Linked DNA regions of Mus musculus: region 2 is linked to region 1. A link is a loop called in an ENCODE intact Hi-C map of the cell type or tissue named here. Cell type or tissue: gastrocnemius. All regions are shown on one strand. Each heading gives the region's core, and the rest is flanking DNA. Links, peaks and the distances in the headings are about the cores only.

The links. A loop is a pair of places that touch in the nucleus more often than their neighbours do. Peaks named below come from ENCODE experiments on the same cell type or tissue, not always from the same donor. Only the 100,000 strongest peaks of a DNase experiment are listed, where the experiment ranks them.
Region 2: it touches region 1 in a loop (6-fold over the local background); 30 of 42 quality-filtered maps call a loop at or near these places.

What each region holds. Positions count from the first base shown.
Region 1 is chr8:95,254,003-95,256,502 of GRCm38, reverse strand. Cngb1 (cyclic nucleotide gated channel beta 1) reads left to right here. Exons shown (of 33, transcript NM_001195413.1): 26 at 2,300-2,441. Among named protein-coding and RNA genes, the nearest start is that of Cngb1, 51 kb to the left of the region's middle. In gastrocnemius, for the core only: a CTCF peak has its summit at 1,503 (motif pointing left); a DNase peak (open chromatin) is centred at 1,510; H3K4me3 peaks cover 403 bases; H3K27ac peaks cover 377 bases.
Region 2 is chr8:95,301,603-95,312,138 of GRCm38, reverse strand. Cngb1 (cyclic nucleotide gated channel beta 1) reads left to right here and starts at 5,554. Exons shown (of 33, transcript NM_001195413.1): 1 at 5,554-5,607; 2 at 8,302-8,570. The coding sequence starts at 8,310. It overlaps Tepp (testis, prostate and placenta expressed), which reads right to left and starts at 541. Exons shown (of 8, transcript NM_199455.2): 1 at 449-541. It also overlaps the pseudogene Gm5359. In gastrocnemius, for the core only: a CTCF peak has its summit at 9,525 (motif pointing right); no DNase peak of the experiment used is centred there.

The DNA of each region.
Region 1 (2,500 bases), core at 1-2,500:
AGCTGAGAGTTCTACACCTTCAACTGAAGGCTGCTAGCAGAATACTGACTCCGAGGCAGCTAGGGTGAGGGTCTTAAAACCCACACCCACAGTGACACACCTACTCCAATAGGGCCACCCACTTGCATAGTGCCACTCCCTGGGCCGAGCATATACAAACCATCACAGTAATATATTTGGTTAATCCCAGTGACAGAGTTATCACTGCTATGTGTAATGGCTGTGTTAAGTATGAGTTCACTAGACAGTGGAGAACTTCCTCTTACACCTTTCAAATCGTGTGTGTATTACACACACACTCACACACAGACACACACACACACACACACACACAAACACACACTCACATACACACAGAGATATACACACACAGAGGGCACATCATTATACATGAATCTCAGGCCTCTGGTTTCATTGCTTCTTTATGATCTATACATAAGCTCTGGGGACAAAACCCAGGGCCTTCTGTGTGGTTAATTAAGCATTTTAAAGACAGTCTCTCTAAGTTGCCCAGGCTGGCCCTGAATTCACTCTGTAGCTCAAGTCGCCGTTGGGCTTTCTATCCTGACTAGCTTCCTGAGTGCTAGGAAGCAGCTACTAAGGACTCTTGTGAGGATGAACGGTAACAAACCAATGAGTGAGCGTCTGGCTGGTGCGCATGCCTGGCCAGTGCCTGCCCCAGCCGTGAAAGCCGCCACGCCGGGAAGAAGTTCAGAACCTGGCCTCTGGAAACAGTAACAGCCCAGCCTAGAAACATAAGCTAAATTCTGAGACTATGCAAGCTGCTCTAGGTTGTTTTCTGGCTTTCTTTCAAGTCTCAAAGGAGTCTATGCCTGTAATCTAAGAACCCCCTTCTCACTGGGCAGTGGTGGCACACGCCTTTGATCCCAACACTTGGGAGGCAGAAGCAGGCGGGTTTCTGAGTTCGAAGCCAGAAAAAAAAAAAAAGAAAAAGAACAAAAATTTTTTCAAGAAGTTCAAAAGTATAAATAACTGCAAATTATAACCATAAAATGTTATAACTATATAAAATAAAACTGTAAAATATAAAAAATCACAACTATAAAATATTGTAGTATTTTATAGTTTATAAATTAATTATACTATAAATTACAAATAACCAAAAAATGCAAATAACTATAAATAAACTAAAAATTAGCCGCCACCCTCGGGGGAGGATCTGCTGTGTGCTGGAGCAAGAAGCCTTGGAAAACCGGTTCCTGCCTAACGCAGTCCATTGTGTTCTGTCTCAGCCTGTAGCACTGAGCGGGGTTGGGGCGGCGCCCCACTCCAGGAGGACCCAATAAGTGCCTTGTCAGATTACGCCAACTAGAAACATTTAGGGGAAAGCTAGGACTTTGAGGACACCCCTCTTCCTCCCTCTGTGTGGTTCACTGCCCAGCTGCGCGAACACTCAGCTCCCTCCACAGTTTGATTGGTTAGATGGCTGAACCGGAGGCAGGAGGGGCTGCTTAGATCTACCTATGGTGATCCAGGCGCCCCCTGGTGACCAGTACTGGTATAGTAGGAAATGTCAGGGCAGACTGGTCTGTTGTGGCAAGCAGCCTTGTCTAAGATACCCCAGCTTGTCTGAGGCCTGCATGGGCATTAGCATGAGCTGGCAGGTGCAGTCCCTGTGTGAGTCTTGATGACTGATATAAGGATCTGGTCACTCTTCCAGCTCACTCATCCTCACAGTTGCCTGGGAAGAATGTTCCCCTGCTGTGTCCATTTTAGAGAGGAGGAAGACGACTGGAGATGGTCCATGCTAGGGCCTGTGCTTTTTTTTTTTTTTTTTTTTTTTTTTTTTTTGGTTTTTCGAGACAGGGTTTCTCTCTGTCTCTCTGTAGCTCTGGCTATCCTGGAACTCATTTCGTAGGCCAAGCTGGCCTCAAACTCAGAAATCCTCCTGCCTCTGCCTCCCGAGTGCTGGGATTAAAGGCGTGTGCCACCACGCCCGGCTGGGCCTGTGCTTTTGGTGGTGCCCTGCATAGGTGGGAAGGCCCAGGGAAGTCAGTCAGGTTGTTTGACCCTGCTGGCCTCCCTTTGCTGATATCCAGAAGGACTCAGCCTGGAGCTGTGGCTAGGTGCCTCCTGGGACCTCAGTTCCATATCTATGTCCCAGGATGGCATGTTCTCACAAGGCTGGGGCAGAGCCTCAGCCACCCCACGTAACACTTGAGAGGAGGGGGCATCTTCTTGCATCTGTATGGGATCCCTATGGGTGTCTGAACCAGGATCACAAGATCAGCCCGGCCGTTCCTGTAGTGACCAAGGTCCTTTTTCCACCTCTTACTAGTTATATTCGATGCTACTACTGGGCTGTGAAAACCCTCATCACCATCGGAGGACTGCCCGACCCCCAGACGCTCTTTGAGATTGTCTTCCAGCTGCTGAACTATTTTACCGGGGTCTTTGCTTTCTCTGTGATGATTGGACAGGTAGGTGACTGCAGCCACATCACACATCCATCACCTGTAGTTCTCCCACCCCCGCTGGA
Region 2 (10,536 bases), core at 8,037-10,536, 48 kb before region 1:
TTTGTTCTCTGAGCATGACTACTATCAAGCTACAACCAACCCCCCTGAACAACCAACAACAACCCATAATCCTCCTGGGTCCCTAGTTTATAGACCCTCTGAAAAGTTTTCAGAATTCCAAAAGTCACAGAAACTATCTGCAGCTGGCAAAACTATGCCCCTGCTAGAGCACGAGGCAAATCAGAGTCAGCTGCTTCAGACAGTCCAAGGCAGCCCCATATTCCTACACCTGGGTATTAAAAGCACATTCTTAAAATATTTCTGCATTAAAAAAAAAAAGAAACCACGATTCCAAAATTCTCACTATAATGAAGGATCAGGACGGGGCATGATAGAAAAAGTGGAAAAGCTGTCTCAGAGTTGACCCTCCATGAGGAAGGATGGAGTGGTAGAACACAGAGAAAAAGGAAGAGAGAACACCCTGCTACCATTTACCCATAGCCACTACCTCATCTGCAGGGCACAGGCCCAAGTGCACAGGCAGGTAAGAACCGTCTATCCTCCTGCTGCTCAGTGGGCAAAAGAAAGGATGTGGGCGTGCCTTCCAGGCAACTGCAGGCTAAGGAGCATCACAGAGACAATGCCCAGTGCAACCTGATTGTGAGGACGAAGCTCCTGGTAACCCTGGGCAACACAGGCTGCCAGGATCCCTAGGCACTGGACATCTATTCCCTGGGTCTCTATGGCAGCCACATAAGACAAGCATCTTGGAAAATGTCAGAACTGGGGCTCTATAGAGGTGACCCGGCCACATTAGGGTAGGGATAACTGCTGGGTTCACCCCAGCCTGTTTCACTGTGTTGGCTAGATCAACGTGACACAAGTTATAGCTATCTTAGAGGAGGGAACCCCACCAGAGAAATGCCTCCATAAAATTAGTCATAGGCAAGCCTGCAGGGGGCTTTCTTAATTAGTGATTGATGGGGAGGGCCCAGCCCATTGTGGACGATACCATCCCTGAGCTGGTGGTCCTGGGTTCTATAAGAAAACAGGCTGGAGCAAGCCACAGGAAGCAAGCCAGTAAGCAGTTCTTCTCCATGGCCTCTGCACCCTGCCTCCAGGATCCTGCCCTGCTTGAGTTCCTGTCCTGGCTTCCTTCAGTGATACGGAAGTGTAAGCCAAATAAACCCTTCCCTTCCCAACTTACTTTGGTCATGATGTTTCATCATAGCAATAGAGACCCTAAACCAGAACCAGAACAGTGACCCTGTACTAGCTACTGCTGCCTCTCTCTGGACCTAAGAGGACTGTTTGTGTTAGGCAAAGACCCCAGGCTCTGCAGCAGGGCTGCCTGGGAGCCTGGAGGGGACCTTGTCCCCATGAGTCTCAGGGAAGATGATACCACGCTGTCTTTGGTCTTTAGGGGTGGAGATTAGCCAGGCTCTGGGGTCAGGGCAGGGATCAGGCAGAGTGGTGGCCTCAGCAGGCTAGGGATTAGCAAGTGATACTCCACCCCTCCCCCATTCTGCCCTACCTTACTACCTGGCGGAACCGCAGCCTCCCTCCCTGTCAGGAAGCTTCGCTCAGAATCCCAAAGCCCCCAGAAATTGAGTGAGACATCCCAAGCTTTGGAATCCTGGGGCTGTCTATTCTTTTGCATATATTGACATATGATTTGCATAAATTTGCATAAATGCTAAACCTGTCATTCAGAATGTCCTATTGGAGTCCTGTAAGATTTGCTGCTCCTTGATTAGGGACCAAGGAACTTAAGAAAACACTCCAAGTTCTTCTCTTAAAGAAACTTGCCCGGTGCTGAGCCTACCCCTAAACGAAGGTCCACCTCTTTTGTTTTGTTTTGTTGTTTTGTTTTGTTTTGTTTGTTTTTCAAGACAGGGTTTCTCTGTGTAGCCCTGACTGTCCTGGAACTCACTTTGTAGACCAGGCTGGCCTTGAACTCAGAGGTCTGTCCGCCTCTGCCTCCTGTGTGTTGATTTAAAGGCCTGTGCCATTACTGCCTGGCAAGGTCCAACTCTTTTTTAAAGTTAGAAAACAGCTGAGCATAGTGGTGTACACCTTTAATCACCGTGAGTCCAAGGCCAGCCGGGTCTACACAGTGAGTTTCAGGCCAGCCAGGCCTACATAGAGTGACCTTGTTGCAAAATAAATAAAAAAATTTTAAAATCAAATTTAAAAAAATAAGAAAGTATATGAATATACAGTTTAGTAATTTAAAATTTGACTTATACCTACCTACCCCAACCCCACTCCCATAATTGCTATTCAGTCACAGACACAGCTTTGCTAAAGAATTTAGTGGGAAGAGGCACAGTGGTAGCACCTGGCACTTCTCATGCTTCCTACATGGAGCTGTGCTGTGGCAGAGCAGCCTCTGCCACCACGAATGCACTGCCATGGGACACTTCTGGGATCCTTACAGAAGCTGCCTCTTGAAGTCCTTAACACAGGTGCCAGATAAATCCACACTGCTCTTGTCTGATCCTTGTTCCTGCTGCCCTGAGCCGGTCCTGTCAACAGCAGGCAGAGGGTGTGCAGGGAACCAGCCCAAACTTGCTAATCATTGTGAGTTGAGTCTGCAGTCATCGATATCCCTGCAAGGGAAGCTTCATCGCCCACAGCAGCCAGCGGCAGCACAGACGATGAACATCAACATGACCTTTGGCGGCAGCGAGGACTACAGACATCAGAATACCCTGAGGTGGAAGTACAGACCACAAATACCAACATGGTCATGCTCCAGCTGCAGCACGAAGTATGGACATCCGCATGGCTTCCGGAGGCAAGCATGGACCAGGGACATCAACACGGCCTCCAACAGCCGCACGGACCACAAACATTGACATGTCCTGCTGCAGTAGTCTAGACCATCGACACCAGCATGATCTACAGCATGAGCGGCACAGACCACGACTATCGACGTGGCCTCCAGCGGCAACACAGGCTACAACATCAACACGGCATGTGACAAGTATGTCTTATGCCAAGCAAGTTTATGAAGAAATAGTATTCTGGAGTGATATCTCAGAAGTTAAGAGCATTGCCTGCTCTTCCAGAGGTCCTGCTGAGTCCCAGCACAGGGGCTGGAGAACAAGGGCACATTCTTGTTCCCAGCAACCACGTGGCAGCTCACAACCATCTGTAATGAGATCTGGTGCCCTCTTCTGGTGTGCAGGCATACATGCAGACAAAACACTGTATATGTAAATAAATCTTTTTTTTTTTAAGAGTCTAGTTGGATCTTAAAAGGTGGAATATGAACTAGGCATGCAGCTCTAATCCCAGCACTCCAGAGGCCAAGTTCAAATCTAGCTATGGCTACATGGTGTTTGATCCTGTGTCATACAGGACTATATCCTAGCCCAGCAGCTGCCATCCGGAGAAATTCTGCTGTGCAAACTTGCAAGAGATCATCCTAGCTGGGATGGTGACATTTTACATCCCCTGAGGGGTAAGGAGAATCATAAGATACTCATCTATGTGTATGCAGCCGCTCCCTACCACCTGTCATATGCAAGCATGTAGCCTTGGAGGGGCTAAGGGAAGGGAAGATACCATGGTGGGCAGGCAGCAATGTAGCTCCTTCTATCGAACTATAAAAGGTCTTCATCCTTGCTGGGTAAAGACTTTCTGGTGTAGACTCTTAGGGGAGGAGCTCCACTCCAGAATTAACCCCTCACCCGTGTTTTGTAAGTCTGACGAACTCACTGGTCCCCCAGGGTGAGCTTGTGGAATTGTACCTGGGATTGTCACTGGCACCTTGGAAGAAGAGGAGTACAAATTGTTTTTGTTTCCTCCAGGAAGGGAATTTTAGCAACATCCTGTCTCTGAAAAACCCAGACAAGACAAAGCAATTTACAATACAATTGCTTCATATGAAGAGCCTACCTTGGAAGCAGAGAAGTCAACATGGGCCATTGAAGGCTTGCGTGCAGATTTTCAGAGCCATGTGGTTTATAGTCAAAAGGTGGAGACAAGCTTGGTGCCCATGGCCAGGACTCAGAAACAAATCGTGGAGTGACTATATCACATAGACATCACCACCTACCAGGAACAAGAACTTCCCAGAGACCACCTCTTCTATTGCTTGGATCTTCTATGACAGCAGCGAACAGTACATTTCTGTCACTTGTAAATCACTTGATTTAAGGTGTTGTATTACAGTAACCCAGATGTAATAGGACAGTGAGCTTCAGTGGAAACCCTAAACAAGTAAGTTTCATTCAACCAGTTTCACTTCAGCCACGATGTAGTTGTTAGGAACAAAAGTGTGTCCTTGATCCCCAGCCCTGATGCTGGGACTCAGTAGGATCTCGGGAAGAGCATCTGAGCCTCCTCTCCAGCCCAAGATACTGTTTCTTAATAAGCTTGATTGGTGACACAAGGGAAGTGATCGTCATGGGAGCCAGATCGTCTGATCTGGGACCCCCACCCCCACCCCACCCCATATGCCGTCTGAGAAGACCTTCAAGCAGCGCCAGAGCTTTGAACAAAGAGTGGAAGATGTCCGGCTCATCCGGGAGCAGCACCCCACCAAGATCCCAGTGACTATAGAGCGACACAAGGGGGAGAAACAGCTGCCCGTCCTGGACAAGACCAAGTTCCAGATCATGTGAATATGAGCAAACTCATCATGATAATTAGACGGCGCTTGCAGCTCAATGCTAACCAAGCCTTCTTCTTCCTGGTGAATGGGCACAGCATGGTGAGTGTGTCCACACCTGTCTCTGAGAGTGAGGGAGATGGAGTGGACACCCTTTTGTACATGCTTTATGCTTCTCAGGAGACATTCGGGGCAGCACTGGCTGTGTAAGGCTACAACAATGCCTAAAGGTTGTTAAGCCCTTACCAAGGCATAAAGTGGCGTTATCAGCCGGACGGACGCTGGTCGGCTCACCACCCACAGATCAGAACGTAGGCACCCACATAGGGTATTAGGAACTGTTCATCAGCCAGAAACTGAGCTCCAGGCAAGTGCATTCAGCTCGGAAACTCATCTAAACCAGGCGATCTTGTGTTCCAACTTTACAAGTTTAAAAATAAAATACTTTGCATCCAAAAACAAAACAAAACAAAACAAAACACCTTGCTTGGCATAAGACATAGTTGTCCCAGGTCACATGGTTCTGCTTCTCTGGAAATGTAGATTAATACAGATTTTGGCTAAAGGTCTTGTCCCGGGCCAATGGTTTTTGTGATAATGCTTTAAGCTGTTAAAGACTCCGCCACAGATATCCTACTGAGTCCCAGCACCAGAGCAGGAGAGAAGGACACACTCTTGTCCCCCAGACTGAGCTGATGGGTTCCTGTCACCTTGAGGAGGCTCCCAGAAGCACACAGGTACCCTGGCTATTGGTTGTCCTGCAGCCTTTCTCTGGCTTTGTCACATTCTGTGGGAAGACAGATCCTGGCTTGGAGCAGGTTCCCTAGTAACTCAAAGGGCCCTATGTCTAGGACACTGCTGGACCCGTGGGGGTTGCTGCTTGCTTCCCTGGGTGCCAGTCATCTTTCTACCCTGCCCCCGATTCTGCACATGCTAATCCTTTGCACCCGGCCCATCTAGTGCCAATTAATCCTGGCTGGGTCTGAGAGGCCAGCTGCTGGGGCACTGAGAAGGCAATTCCTGGCTAGCCGCTGACATCTGAACAGGTAACTCAACATGAAATGGGGGCTCAGTGGGACTCCTTGGGGGATCACCACGCTCAGCTTTTAGCGGGGCTTTTAGGTGATAAATAGAGCAGGCAGGAGAGCTATGATGCGTGGTCCCCACACTCTATCCTGTGGCTTAGACTTTGCTATCTCCAGCGCAACCTGAGAAATGTGGATTTGATACCCCCAGAGGGTTTGGGGGAGGCTAGGAATCTGTTTTTTCCAGCTCTCCCAGAAGATTCTCAGAATCCTGGTGGTCTAACACTTCAGATTCCTGGGTGGCTACCTCCAGGTTCTCTTCCTTCAAAGTGGGAGGGCAGCAAGACAGGCCTCCAGATTCCGGTCAAGGAAAAACTGGGCTAAGAGGCTGCTTGCCTAGATAACCTCCAGACAGTTCAAAAATTCAAGCTAGGTTCACTGCCCACTACAGCAGAAGTCAAGAGAAGGCAGTCAGGACCCAAGGGCAGATCTCAGAGTATACTTATCTTGGCCAGAGTCCCCTTAGGCAAGTCTATTGACCTGAGAATGGATATCCCACTTACAGGGAGTAGGGGGCAGGCAAGATTGTCAGGAGAATGAGTGTTATCAAGGGGATGTGGAAGCCAGGTGTGGAGGAGGGCTTTCTTCAGGTCTGGTTCTCAGGACTGCTGGGAGCTGGCGGGGATCTGTGTGCTCTGCCATTCCCAACGTGTGACCTTGGGAGGAAGTCGCTGTGTTCTCACCCCAAGCCAGCAGAGGACTAGAAGAACCCATTGATTGTCCCTGGCCCCAGTTAATTTTCTGTAGGCTGATGTTCCTCCAAAGCTTAAGCTTTGTTTTCGTAGAGGTTGTTCTGGGAGAAGCTGAGCCAGTGCTGGGTCAGAGGTCAAGGTTAGGGGTTGGTCAAGCAGCCTGGCAATGAACTCTGGGAAGCTGGCTATGGGGCTACTATTTTTCTAAGGGTCCTTGAAGAGACAGACAGAGAGGCACAACCTTGGTAGGTCTGTGTCCTGGGTGGCCTTTCCTGGGCTTGTGTACATGTCAGCTTTGATCGTACCACCGAGCCAGGCCATCCTGCAAGAATTCAGTCTCTTGGAGCTTGGCTCCCCCACGTGCTTAATATCATGCTTAAGGTAGAAACTGGCCATCACCAACCATGACGGAAGTCCAACTGGTATTTTATTCTAAAAGCTAAAAAAAATGATGTATGGTTATTTATTTTTTAATTTATTTTTGAGAGAAGTCTCACTGTGTAGCTCTGGCTGGTCTGGACCTTGCTATGTAAAGCATGATGGCGTTACAGAAATCTACCTGCCTCTGCCTCCCAACAACTGGCATGAAAGCACATGGCTAATGTTATCTTAGATTTTTCTGTCCACAAGTCACTGGTGTTTCTTCTCTGTTGTGGGCTTCTGCAGTACATGATATTCCATAATTGGTATTCACACTCAGTACCTGTCCTTGTAGTCATGGCCAGCCTTTATGAAACATGGGCCAGTCACTGGACAGCAGATGATATCTGAACAGATGACTCCAGATGTGGTGAGGGCTCAGTCACTGGTCTAAGAATGCTGCCTATACCAGTTTCTGTTTGATTGGCTTTGTTTGTTTTGAGATAGCATTTCACCATATAGCTGTATAGCCGGCCCAGGACTTGCAGAGATCTGCCTGTCTCTGCCTCCCAAATGCTGGGATCAAAAGCATGTGCCACCATGCCGGGCTTTCTTAATGGCTGTTATGCCTGACTCTCTTACACTCTGCGTACAAGGTAGGCACTCTCGATGTCTCTTGCTTTTGTTAGTTCAGGCTGGCTGGCCTGGATTCTTCTGCCTCTGCCACTCAAGTGCTGGAGTTTAAGTGGGTGCCACCATGACAGGCTTCAGTGCTCCCACTCTGCAGGCAGGCAAACAGAGACACAGGGAGTCTGACTCACGAGAGTGCTAGAACGTGTGTGTCTCCTGTTCCAACGAATGTGCGTCTTCTTTCCAGCATTTCTGCATATTGTGTTATGGGCTGCATTACAGTCTATTTAATGCAGGCCTCACCCCTGATGAACACTGAGATCCTTTTCAATAGCTAGCCTTCGATAACATTTGAAGAAATATTTTTTATATATGCTTTATATGAACCCCCCCCCCCCCCCCACCGCAAACAGTTCCTTCAGCTTGGAAACAGATAAGCAAGGTATGCAAAAATCCATGCCATAGAATACTTACTACTCCTTAATAGAAATAAATGAATTAGTGACAGGAACCCTTAGAAAGGAATTCCAGATGCATATACTCAGTGAAAGGAGCCATGCTCAAAGGTCACACATGATACAGAACGTGTCATATACTGGAATTCAGACCACAGGGGCAAGAATGCGTATCTGTGTGTGTGTAGAAGAAACTTTTAAAACTATTTATTTTTAATGTGTATGTGTGTGTAGTCCATGTATGTTTAGGGGCTCACGGGCCAGAAGAAAGTATTAGATCTCCTGTAACTGGAGTTATAGGAGCTTATGAGCTGCTTGACATGGGTGCTGTAAAACATGTATGGAAAATCAAATCTAGAAGAGCAGCAAGTGCTCTTAACCTTGGCGCCATCTCTCCAGCCCTACTGCAGGATTATTTTAAAAGACAGGGTGCAGTAAAGGGCTAGTGCAACCCACAAAGTAGCCATGAGTGAGGAGGATGCCTGCGCTCATTCAGTTAAAGACTATGTTGCTTACAGGTGTCAGGATGTTGGGCTGGGTCCAAAGGGTGCTGCCTCAGCCTCCGGGGACCCCTCAGAAGACCGTGGAGACAGCAGGACCACAGCCAGAAACAGAGTCGAAACCAGAGGCCAACCCACAACCGGAGCCAGAACCTCAGCAGGAACCAGAGCCAGAGCCAGAGCCAGAGCCAGAGCCAGAGCCAGAGCCAGAGCCAGAGCCAGAGCCAGAGCCAGAACCTGAACCTGAACCAGTACCTGAAGAGGCTCCACCTGAGGTCCAGGCCCTGGTGAGGGGAGAGGGTGAGGAGGGCAGGCTGGTCTTGCTGCTCAGGGACTCACCGGCTTGGGCCACCTGACCCCCATGGATGAAAGGGGGGGCCAGTGGGAAATGTGGTCACTGACTTAGTGCACATCTGAATGAGGCCACTCAGGCCCAGAGAGTGAACAGGCTTGCTCAAGGCTGTTTCTGTGAAAGGTGAGGCAGACTTTGTCACCATCTCTCTTAGCTGCTCAGCCAAGCTCGAGATAACATGAGCACAGCTGTGCAGAATGTGCAATGAACGAGCATGCCTGTGTGCTGACAACATTCATTTATGGGGCTGAAGCAGTGGCGCAGAGGCTAAAAGCACTTACCATGCAAGCATGAAGAAAGACCTGAGTTCAAATCTCCAGAATCTATGTAAAATCTGGATGCAGTCACCTAAGCATCTTTAATCCCAGCGCTTCGATGGCGAGTTGGAAGCAAAGAGGAGAATCCCTGGAAGGTCATGGGCCAGCTATTCTGGCTAACCCATTTAAAAAGCACAAAGAGACCCTGTCTCAAAACAAGGTGGGAGACAAGGACTGACACCCCAGGTTGTCCTCTAAATTCATGTATGGTACCATGTGACCAACCTCTCCAAGTACACTCACACATCAACTACAAACTTGCATTGTGTACATACACACTATTTGCAAAACCAGGCAATAGGCTATAAGTAGCCTGTGACCATATTTTCCAGCCTCTGGTCCAGGACCCAGTCTACATACCAGGAGATTCAGAAATAGCTCCAGAATAGAAGTACATCGCTTCCCTCAGGTGGTATTTGTTTCATAGGAAGACTTTCTCAATACAGGAAATAGAGAATTAATTACAGGTTTTAAAAAACAGTATTTTTAAAAGATTTATTTAAAATGTCATTGGGGTGGGGGCGGGGCGGTGGTGTTCACATGGGTGCAGTGCCTACAATGGCCAGAAGAGAGCATCAGATTCCTGGAGCAGAGTTGTGAACTCTTTGATGGGTGCTCAGAACATGAGTTCTCCATAAGCCGAGTTCATACTCAACTGATCTGTCTCTCCAGCCCCATAAACAGTATTTTAGTTTCCAAGTGTCTTTGAACATAGTGTTCCCAGGATAACAACAATAGACACGCTAAAGAGAGCAGAGGTTGAGAGGGGAAGCCCAGAAGGCTTCAATCCTACACAAAGAATTACAGACAACTAAGGGATTCTGAGAGCGGGAGAAATCATCTTTCCCAGGGAAGAGCACACCAGTTGGTTGCCCAATACAAAATGGTCTACTTTGGAAACATACATACATGTAACAGACTGAGCAGCTTGTACTTATGTATTTAGGAATATATATATATATGTATGTATGTATGTATGTATGTAACAACTATTAGTGAATAAAGAGGCCATGGATTTTAAAAAGAGCAAGGAGGGGTTTATGGAAGGGTTTGGAAGAAGAAAGGGGAAGGAAGAAATGATGTAATTATGTCATCTTAAGAAAAATAAAAGCCAGGCAGTGGGGACACACTCGGGAGGCAGAGGCAAGCAGATCTCTGAGTTTAAGGCCAGCCTGGTCTACAGAATGAGTTCCAAGACAGCCAGGGCTACACAGAGAAACCCTGTCTCAAGAAACCAATAAACAAACAAACAATTAATTTAAATAATGAAAAAAGATTAGTGTTCCACTGAATACACTATACTTTGGGACACGAGATAAAACTTATAAACATTTATCACACTCAGTGTATATGCGTGCACAGAGTTCAGAGAATAACTCATGTGGCACATGTCCTCCTGCCAGACAGCAAGCACCGTTACCCACAGAGCCATCTTACCAACCCTGAGGGTTTGGTCCAACTGTCCAATCACCAGGGACCAGTTAGCAGTTTGCAGGGGGCACTGGTCCATGTGCCACATTTTGAACAACATTTTCCTAGAATGTTCCTTCAAGCTTAGCAAAACTTGCCAGTCTGACATCTCAT